2 separate regions of the Homo sapiens genome follow, and region 2 is linked to region 1. Evidence: chromatin contacts called from ENCODE Hi-C data. All regions are on one chromosome and are shown on one strand. The core of a region is the stretch at or near the end of the contact, and the rest is flanking DNA. Distances in the headings are between cores, read along the strand shown.

What was found. Hi-C counts contacts between places; a loop is a spot of excess contacts on that map. Pooled maps may share reads with other maps.
Region 2: a map with no recorded cell type shows a loop between it and region 1 (2.1-fold over the local background). The contact joins the promoter of CASP1 here to the enhancer-like site in region 1. A Hi-C loop is called at or near these places in 5 of 37 single-sample maps with no recorded cell type and 6 of 50 pooled maps.

The regions. Positions count from the first base shown.
Region 1 is chr11:104,874,796-104,880,276 of GRCh38, forward strand. LOC107984380 (a long non-coding RNA gene) reads left to right here. Exons shown (of 3, transcript XR_007062985.1): 3 at 480-773. Among named protein-coding and RNA genes, the nearest start is that of CASP4, 91 kb to the right of the region's middle. RefSeq lists a silencer at 2,441-2,530. Within about 2 kb of position 1,681, at least 3 of the 41 ENCODE cell types and tissues checked have a DNase peak (open chromatin) inside an H3K27ac peak, as active enhancers do.
Region 2 is chr11:105,033,372-105,038,310 of GRCh38, forward strand. It overlaps CASP1 (caspase 1), which reads right to left and starts at 1,773. Exons shown (of 9, transcript NM_001257118.3): 1 at 1,736-1,773; 2 at 837-1,103. The coding sequence starts at 1,742. It overlaps LOC124902742 (a long non-coding RNA gene), which reads left to right. Exons shown (of 3, transcript XR_007062869.1): 3 at 2,270-2,310. RefSeq lists an enhancer at 1,852-1,901.

The DNA of each region.
Region 1 (5,481 bases), core at 431-2,930:
AATTAAATAGAAGGGAGAGAAACATGATTATTTGGAAGTTCTGATTAATGTTTAACACTCTTGAAAATATAATGGAGTAAATGCATCTAATCATGGTCATTTACTCTTTTGCCATGACAATAAAACACTTTGAACTTGAATCCTAAAAGATATTTAAATTCTTATCTATAAATGATGTGATTTCTTTCCCATCTAGCCTAATCTCTGGTATATTTAACATGATGAATCCATATACATTTTGGGAACATATGCTTTATTTGAGAATTTATTCCATTCCCTAAGTATTTCTGAGCACAAATTCTATTTTATATAATTTGGTAGGTTCTGTGCAGATGAGAATAAAAGGGGGATCGTTTACCCTAATAAATGCTTATAGTTTTAGGAAAGGATAGACATTAAACAAAAAAATTGGTAAATATATAATTACAATTTGTGACAAGTACATTGAAGGATTTTTTAAAATCTCATTTTTATGCCAGTAAATAACAGGATATCCAGTTTAGACTGAGGATCAGAGAAGTCCTCTCTGAGGAAGTGCCTCTTAAGATGATGGCTGAAGAAGGCATATGAGTTAGCCCAATGGACAATGAAAGGAAAATTACTGTATTACAAGCAGAAAAAAACAACATGTGAATGCCTGGAGGCCCTGAGGCCCTTAGGTGAGAAACTGCTTGTCTGCATGTGGTTCAGAGAAAACAAATTATATAAAACGAAGTTAGCAGCGTCGGAAAGGTTTGTTAAGGATTTTTTGTTTTAAGATTTTGTAAGACCACTCAGGCTATTGTTTCGAGAATGAATCAGAGGCAGGAGTAGGGTTGGCGAGGATGCAAAAGAGATGGGGATATCTAATATTACTTTAGCAGACTCTCTCCTTTCTGTCACTTGTTATCCTGTGAAGATATCACTTGCTGCCCAATGAATAAAAATTAGGAAAATTGGTCTCCTGTTTTCTCATGCTCAGGGAACATCTTCTTTTCTGTACTTTTCTTCAGACAGGGAAGATCAGTGAAGTAATAAGAAATACACATATTGGTCTCTAACCCCAGTCCCTAGCACAGAACTCCTAAAACTATTGCAATTTTCTGAGCAATAGAGGTGCTAAAAGAATCTTTTGTTCTAATGTTTAGTCTCTGCCCTGATTCCTGAGACAAAGCTCCTAGTAACATTGTAGATAAAGGTGGTAGGTTAATTGTTTGTTCTAATATTTGGTCTTTGATGTAGGGTCTTGGCACAGAGGTCCTAAATCCTTTTGAATTTCCTGGGTAATAGAAGTATCTTTGGTTGTAATGAGGTGACTTGGTGGGTTTTAGGATGGGGCTGGTCACCAGAAAGACTAAACCGTGGTTATATGCTTGGAGCTCTCATCCCCACCCCCCATTCCTCAAAGAGAAGAGAAGGGCTGCAAATGGAGTTTATAATCAGTCATGGCTACATGATGAAGCCTCCCTAAAAATCTTTGAACTATGGGGTTCAGGAGCTTCTGAGTTGGTGAACACATCTGAGTGCTGGGAGGATGGTGCACCTCAACTCCATAGGGACAGAAGCTATCCTTCCAGACCTCACCCTATGTACCTCTTCCTCTGGCTGTTCATCTGTATCCTTGGTTATATCCATGATTAATAAGCCAGTAATTCTAAGTAAACTGTTTCTCTGACTTCTGTGAGCCACTAATGCAAAACATGATTTATAGCTGGTTAAGAGGAAGTATTGTTGATAACCTACTACTTGCAATTGGCCTTTGAAGTGGGGGAAATTTTTATGGTAATAAGCCTTTAACTTGTGGGATCTGACACCATATTAGTCCATTCTCATGTTGCTAATAAAGACATACCCAAGACTGGGTAATTTATAAAGGAAAGAGGTTTAATTGACTCACAGTTTAGCATCTCTGGGGAGACCTCAGACAACTTACAATCCTGGCAGACAGGGAAGCAAACATGTGTTTTTTCACATGGCAGCAGGAGAGAGAATGAGAACCAAGTGAAGGGAGAAGCCCCTTATAAACCATCAGATCTCATGAGAACTTACTATCACAAGAATAGCATGGGTAAAATAGCCCCCATGATTCAATTACCTCCCATCAGGTTTCTCGCAGGACATATGGAAATTATGGGAACTACAATTCAAGATGAGATTTGCATGGGAACACAGCCAAACCATATCAGACACTATCCAGATCCCATTATCTATCTAGATAGTGTCAGAATTAAATTGAATTATAGGAAACCCAGCTAGTGTCTGCCGGAGAATTATTTGGTGTGTGGGGCAAGACTCCCATACATCTAGTGTCAGAAATGTGGAGGTGAGTGATTGGTTGAGTGCATGAGACTAGAAATAAACAATATGATTTTTTCTTAAATCTCAGAAGGCCAACACTTTGCTTTTCTAGTTCTGAAATAATCAGAAAATAGGAGTGTCATTTTGCTGAGAATTGCCGTTTCAGACCAAAAATACACTGAACTTCAGAAAAAGATTAAGCAGTTCTGAGAATCAAGGGCTATGAAAGTAAAACGAAAATAAGACAGAGAGGAAGGAAAAAAGTGTGACTTCCTATTCTCATGCCTCAGTGTGTGTGTGTGGGGGGGGTGGGGTGGGAGTGTATGTGCGTGCTCATATATGCACTAGTTTAAGAATCTAGTATGTTTCAATTAATTTTAATTTTCAGTTTGTCTTCAAAATCCATGTCTTCTTCCAGAGGTCCACTTTCAATAACAAAAACACTTCTACTTGCCTTTCTTTAGAAACTTAAACTATCATAAAAGTCATTTCTCTTTTCCTTCTTGAATTATTCAAAGTCTGGTGCCTTAGACTTTCTTCTTCTGCCCAGACTATGCTCACACTGATGAAACCTGGGGAATCTATTCCTTTGGGTTGGGGAATATTCCCTATTCTCTCCAACAGTAAACATAAAAGATGAATTTCTTCCTAAATTACTTAAGGGCAGACACACCAGTTCTAAGTATATTACATTTTCTCTAAAGCACACATAGTTTAGTCTCATTAAGGAATATAAATTTATCCCATCAATTAGACTTTGACCTGACTTGAAAAATGATAGCCTTAGTATTATGATGCTGAGAAGCATTTGCCTCCTTCCCAAGTCTTCTTTCAATACAGAAAGACACTACATTAGCTGAGAATGCAATATGTGGGAAATTGCCTTGATGCAGTGGAAGCACTAACTGGTGAGCTATCCCAGAGGTCGAGGAACAGAAAGGCTTTCAGACCAAATTAAAATGACCAAACCACATGGCTTATTAAATTGATTAAAATACTGAGCAAAAAACAAGGAGAATGAATTGGGGTAAGGTAATTCACTTAGAGAGGTGCAAACAGGGTGAAAGGACTACACTCCCTGAGTCCTAGGGTTCACAATGTGCATAAATCTTGCTTCTCTTTTGAAACATCAGCCTTCATGGGTGCTGGTTCAATGATGAGGGCCAGAGTTAATGTCTGAACAGAGAAGGGCCCCAAGGGAAGATATCCTGAACCAAGGACACAAACCTCCTCTTTCAGAGAGATGCAGGAGAAGTGTGCTTGATGCAAGAGTAGCATCAATTCATTTGTTGAACAGCCTTTGGTTTTATTTGCACTTTTGGGCAGGATCAGAATAGAACCATACTTGGTATCTTATTGAACTTCTTGGGTAGGACTAGAATAGAACCATGCTGTGTGTCAACAAGTGGTGGCTAATTGAGGTTTAATAAAGTTCTTGATCAAGAAGAAGTGGCATCCTCAAGATGTGGGTCTTTTCATCCTTTGCATCTAAGCAGCATATTTTTGTTCCATCACATTTTCTATTTATTCTATCTCTGGTTGTCATACAGGTTACTAACTTACTATCTGTTTTACCAGATCATCTGAATTCTACCTATGTCTCACAAATTACTTCTTTTTCATTATATATAATAAACCTATCCTGTGGGTTTTGCCTATATCTCACATGCTTATTTTCCAGCATATTGTTGTCCATGTTTAGCACTTCTTATGAATTCCATCCATCCTATTTGTTTTTTAATCTTCTATAGCAGAACTGAATATTCTCAACAGTACAGCAAAATCCCATTACATAATGCCATTAGCCAATCCCTCTAATTTGATTACTGTTATAATCACAAAATTTGTTCATTGTATTCCCCAATATTTTTCCAGACCAAAAAAAGAGAGCTTGCATTTTTTAAAGGAATTAAGAGACATTTGTCATACTTCAATTGAGAGATGATTTTTGCCTTAGCCTGGGCCTACCACACCAGATGTGGAAAAATGGATGAAACTGAGAGAAAATTAGCAGAACTAGGTGACTGATTTTATGTGGGATTTGCAGGAGAAAAAGATATCAAGGATAACTCCAAGTTTTTTGGTTCTGTATAAGTATCACTCACTAAGAAGTGTGGGAAGAATGAAGGAAGAGTTAATTGAGGAGTAGAAAGACGTGATAAATATAAATCCAGTTTTGGAATTATGTCCCAAAAATATACCAGTTGTCAATTTGTTAAATATTGATGTGAAACTTAGAAGACAAATCTATTGAGTATATACAAAGTTGGGAATATAGCAACATATAGATGACATTGAATACAATGAAATTACATGATTTCATCTAAGGAGAAAATGTAGAAGTGATAAGAGAAGTCAGTGGATCAATATATATGACTATTTATACATACATATTTATAGTGTACTACATGCAGGCCAATGTTTTAGTTTTTTATTGTGTCAACTTAACTAAGCTGAAACTAAGTTTCTCAGAATTCCTCTCCATATGTAGTTCCAGGTTAGCTTAGGCCACAGGAGCTGTTTTTTCCTGAGATTTGGAAGATGAGAGTAAAGCAGCAACCATAATTTATTAGACATGGAAGCCTGGTGAAAAACACGAGCCACGTTGCAACTTAGGTCTGTCGCCACTCTTGTGGTTGGTTGGAGAAACAGCCAGGCCCACCGTTCCTGCGGGTCCAGTCAGTTTTCTCCTTCAGCTTCCTCAATTCTTCAATCAGATGATTACTTAGATCCAGGTATGAGTTTAACATTAGCTCCTTCTGCAGAACACACCCATCTCCAAAGTTGGAAGCATAGCAACAGTGAGAGACTGGAATGAGTTTAGTCCAGTCTTTCAGTTTTTAGCTGATTCATACAGGTTTTAGGTTGTCTTGCTTCTTTACCATCAAGTCTATTTTCACTCACCTCTTGCTTACCCTGCCAGGTACCCTACAGGTTCCAGTCATAGACAAAGAAGCATCAGCTTCACATAGACCATTGAAACAGCTTTCAGAGGATTCTGCTTCTCTGATCAAATTCTGAATGATACAGGTACAAACAATCTGATTCTGCTTTTGTGGTAATGCTACTGTAACACTAAGAAGAGCAGAATGATTTTGATAAGTTACATAGGACACAGCAGTGCACTGTACCAGTCATTAAACAATTATTTATCAACTTTAATTTCATCCTTTCATACTTTGCTCTATGATCTCAGGTTTGGAA
Region 2 (4,939 bases), core at 523-3,022, 160 kb after region 1:
AGACAGGCATAAGCTTTCCCTAACCCTTAGAACAGAAGGCTTTTGCTTTCAAAGAACATCTCCCTCTGAAGTGGCTTTAGGAAGTGCCACAGACATCAATGACTGGGAATCCACCAGAACTCTCATCCTCACCACGTGGTAGGTCCAAGTGGTCATGAGATTTGGCCAGCTCAGTTCCTGAGCCCTGTATTGGGCCTGAGGAGGGTTGCAAGTGGAGGATTTCCAGGCCTCACAGCATGACCCACAGCCTGGTAACAGGCAACCAGGTGATCTTACTCAAAGAAAATACAAGGAGGCAACTGGAGGAATGAGCCCATTAGAAATCTTCACTTTTCTATACGTTCAATGTGTTCTCTGAGTGTATCGCCATCATTGAAATATATTTTATTCTTTTGGGAGGGTAAAATTTTGGAGAAAAGTTATAAAAAGTATTTGATTATAAACCTTAAAGCTTCATGTGACTTTACAACTACATAAGTGCCTACAGACCCCTTGCACTCAGCAAAAATAAATCCACAGGTAAATATTTTGCCTTGCCAGGAACACTGGAAAACACAGCATGAAGCTTTTCAGATGGTTCTCAAGAGCTTCAGTAAAGGAGCTACCACATACTCAGAACAGGAAATGAGCTTTAATCAGAAGAGTGCCACTGAGGATTAAGGAAAAGAATCAAAGGAGAGTCAAGGGACATGCAATAGGGACCCTGCTACAGAAATATGGCCCTGAAGCCAGAAATAAGAAAGTTTTCTTCCAATTAACATGACTAGTAAAGAAATCAAATGTTAGGCACGAAGACAGGCCCTAGGTGAACTTGAGTGTAAGTCACTGACCCTTACCTGCTGAGAGTCCCAGCGTCCCTGCCAGGTAACTGTCTTCTTCACAAATGTATGTGATGCAAATTTGGCATGCCTGTGCCCCTTTCGGAATAACGGAGTCAATCAAAGCTCGGGTCTTATCCATAACTGTAGCATTTTCACGTTTTACTTTCTCCATCTCTTCCTTGTTCAGCACCCTTGTCTGTAATAATTCATCCAGTAAGCCATTTATTGTACCTTCACCCATGGAACGGATAAACAGCTTTCTCTTCTCCTTCAGGACCTTGTCTGTTTAGAGCACAAGGATTTCTCACATCATGAAAACAGCCTCATATTCCTCTCATGTAATCAACAGAAAGTGACCTCATTTAGATTTCATCAGTGAAATGTCCCCCTCCTCACAGTTGGGTAATCCCTCTTCTTACTGTATTGCTGTCCTACTTGTTTCCCTCAATAGTCTCCATACATGTGCATGGAGTGACCTGAAGACTGAGTTTACCATTTCCACATCAGTCCCTGGAAAGCAGAGATCATCCTCTTATGTCGCATGTTTATTTAACTCTGGTTAATAAAGTAATGAAGCAGAAATAGCCCATTTCATTTAGGAACCACTGCTGCTAGTACTCCTCCTGTGCCAATTCTGTACCCTCTGTCAGACTTTCAACATGTAAGTAAGAGTTTAATTAAGATTGCAAAATGACATCAGGCTTCCCCTAAAGCCTCAGTTCCTTTCTGGGCTTGCCTTTCCTTTCTAAAGTCTGCAAGAATCTTCTAGTTCCTTCTCTCCTCCCTCTCCCCCCTTTTCCTTGCTTCTACTCAAGTAAACTTCCACAGATGCTAATTATGGCTTCCAGAAGAGCCAGCCCCTTCCAAAACTCTTTCTTCCCAGGGACCTGTTCTTGGAACAGTAAAAGACTCACCGGCCATGGCTTTTCTCTCCTCCCTTCTTGTGTGACTGAAACTGAAAGTATGCTTCGCCTTCCTTTTTGGCAGGGCCTGTACATGTATTGGGAAATACTCACTGTGCATGCATATGCATGTCTTTATTTTTCTTCCCATTAAAGAATCAGAACTGTAGCCTGCATCAGGTAGTGTATCCATGGGAAATTTTCTTCACCAGCCCTTGGATAGATCAGGGTAGGAGGGGAATGGGGCTTGGAGAGTAAGACAGGATTGAAAAAGTATGTGTACAATTAAATTCACACAGTGAAGAGTTTCTCAATCATTAGAAAGCTTGACGGAGAAAAGTAACACAACCTTTGGAGTATGTGAACCACTGTTCCCCTGACCCCACCTCATAGCTCTTGGGAAAGTTGTGGGTAATGTATGTCCCTGTGAAACATTTTTGCTTTAAGAAATAGAAACATTTTTCACCAGAATTAAAGCTTTTCTTATTTAATGTCCTTCTTTTCACATTGCTTTTTTCTTTCTGTTTTTTTTTTTTTCTGATACAGGGTATCATTCTGTCGTGCAGGCCGGAATGCAGTTATTTGACCTTGGCTCACTGCAGCCTCCACTTCCCAGGCTCAGATGATTCTTCCAACTCAGCCTCCCGAGTAGCTGCAATTACTGGCACATGCCACCATGGCCAGCTAATATTTGTATCTCTTGTAAAGACAGGGTCTCCTTGTGTTTCCTAGGCTTGTCTTCAGCTCCCAGGCTCAAGCAATGTGCCCACCTTGGTCTCCCAAATTGCTAGGATTACAGGCATGAGCCACCCACCCATCCTGGAGGGTTTATTTTTGAGGGAAATTGCATTGTAGAGGCCCAGAGCATAGGCTCTGGAATGAGAATGTCGAACTTAGCATTTTAAACTTCCCTTCCTTGGCAAGATAATGAACTTCCCTATGCATTGGTTCCTCTGTATGTGAAATAATTTTATTAATAGTATGTACCTACACAGTTTTGAGCATTAAGTGAGAGAAAATGTGGAAAATGCATGGAACATAGCCTGGCAAATGGTAAGCAAATAATGAGTGATATTATTATAATTAATACAAATGTTTAAGGTTAGAAAAATAATCAAGGATGATTATTTGCAGATTATTTAGCTAAGTTTATCTTTTGTTAGAATCCTCAAGCAGTGCATCTAGTCATTCATTTAGCAAACATATACGGACGACATTGCTCTAGGTGCCAGAGGTTCAGTCAAAACATATCATGGTCCTTTCCCCTTTGGTCTCACATTCAAGAGGGAAAGACAAACATGAAGGCTGGTGATATGGTCTGTCTCTGTTTCCCTACTCAAATCTCACCTTGAATTGTAATAATCCTCATGTGTTATGGGAGGTATCTGGTGGGATGTAATTGAATCATGGGTGCTGTTTTTTTTCCATGCTGTTCTCTTGATAATGAATGTCTCATGAGATCCGATGGTTTTATAAAAGGGAATTCCTCTGCTCATACCCTCTTGCCTGCACCCATGTAAGACGTGTCCTTGCTCCTCTTTTGCCTTTTGCTATGATTCTGAGGCCTCCCCAGCCATGTGGAACTGTGAGTCTATTAAATATCTTTTTTGTTCTATATAATTACCCAGCCTTGAGTATGTCTTTATTAGCAGTGTGAGAAATGACTAATGCAGTAAATTTATACTGAGTAATGGAGTGCTGCTGTAAAGATCTCCAAAAATGTGGAAGCGATGTTGGAACTGGGTAAAATGCAGAGGTTGGAACAGTTCTTAGGGCTTAGAGAAAGATAGGAAAATAGAATCTGGAACTTTCTAGAGACTTGTTGAATGGCTTTGACTAAATGCTGCTCATCTCGAATGAAGATAGGAACTTGTTGGGAAGTGGAATAAAAGTGACTGTTGCTGCGTTTTAGTGAAGAGAGTGGTGGCATCTTGCCCCTGCCCTAGAGATCTGTGGAACTTTGAACTTGAGAGAGATGATTTAGGGCATCTGGCAGAAGAAATTTCTAAGCAGCAAAGCATTCCAGAAGTGATTTGGGTGCTGTTAAAAGCATTCATTTTTATGTATTTGCAAAGATATGGTTTGGAATTGGAACTTATGTTTAAAAGGGAAGCAGAGCATAAAAGTTTGAAACATTCGCAGCCAGATGATGTGCTGGGAAAGCAAAACCCACTTTCTAAGGAGAAATTCAAGCCAACTGTAGAAATTTGCAGAAGTAACGAGGAGCCAAATGTTAATCTCTAAGACATTAATCTCCAAGACAATGGGGAATATGTCTCCAGAGTATGTCAGAGACCTTCCAGGCAGCCCCTCCTATCACAGGACTGGAGACCTAAGAGGGAAAAAAATGTTTTCATGAGGTAAGCCGAGGGCCCTTCTGCTGTATGCAGCCTAAAGGCTTAGTGCCCTTCTTCCCGGGCCACTGAAGCCATGGCTAAAAGGGGCCAAGAAATAGCTTGGGCTGTGACTTCAAAGGGTGCAAGCCCCAAGCCTTGGCAGCTTCCATGTGGTGTGGAGCCTGTAGGGGCACAGAAGTCAAGAATTGAGGTTTGGGAACCTCTGTCTAGATTTCAGAGGATGTATGGAAATGCTTGTATGTCCAGGCAGAAGTTTGCTGCAGGGGTGGGACCCTCATGAAGAACTTCTACTAGGGCAATGCAGAAGGGAAATGTGGGGTGTGAGCTCCCACACAGAGTCCTCACTGGGGCACTGCCTAGTGGAGCCATGAGAAAAGGGCCACCATCCTCCAGATCCTAAAATGGTAGATCCACAAACGGCTTGCACCATGCACCTGGAATACTCAGGCACTCAATGCCAACCCATGAAAGCAGCTAGGAGGGATGCTGTACACTGCAAAGCCACGAGGGTGGAGCTGCCCAAGGCCATGGGACCCCGACTCTTGCATCAGCATGACCGAGATATGAGACATGGAGTCAAAGATCATTTTGAAGCTTTAAGATTTGGCTGCCCTACTGGATATTGGACTCGCATGGGGAATGTAGCCCCTTCCTTTGGCCAATTTCTCCCATTTGGAATGGGTGTATTTACCCAATGCCTGTATCCCCGTTGTATCTAGGAAGTAACTAACTTGCTTTTGATTTTACAGGCTCATAGGTGGAAGGGACTTGCCTTGTCTTAGAGAAGACTTTGGACTTGGACTTTTGGGTTAATGCTGGAATGAGTGAAGACTTTGAGGAACAGTTGGAAGGCAGGATT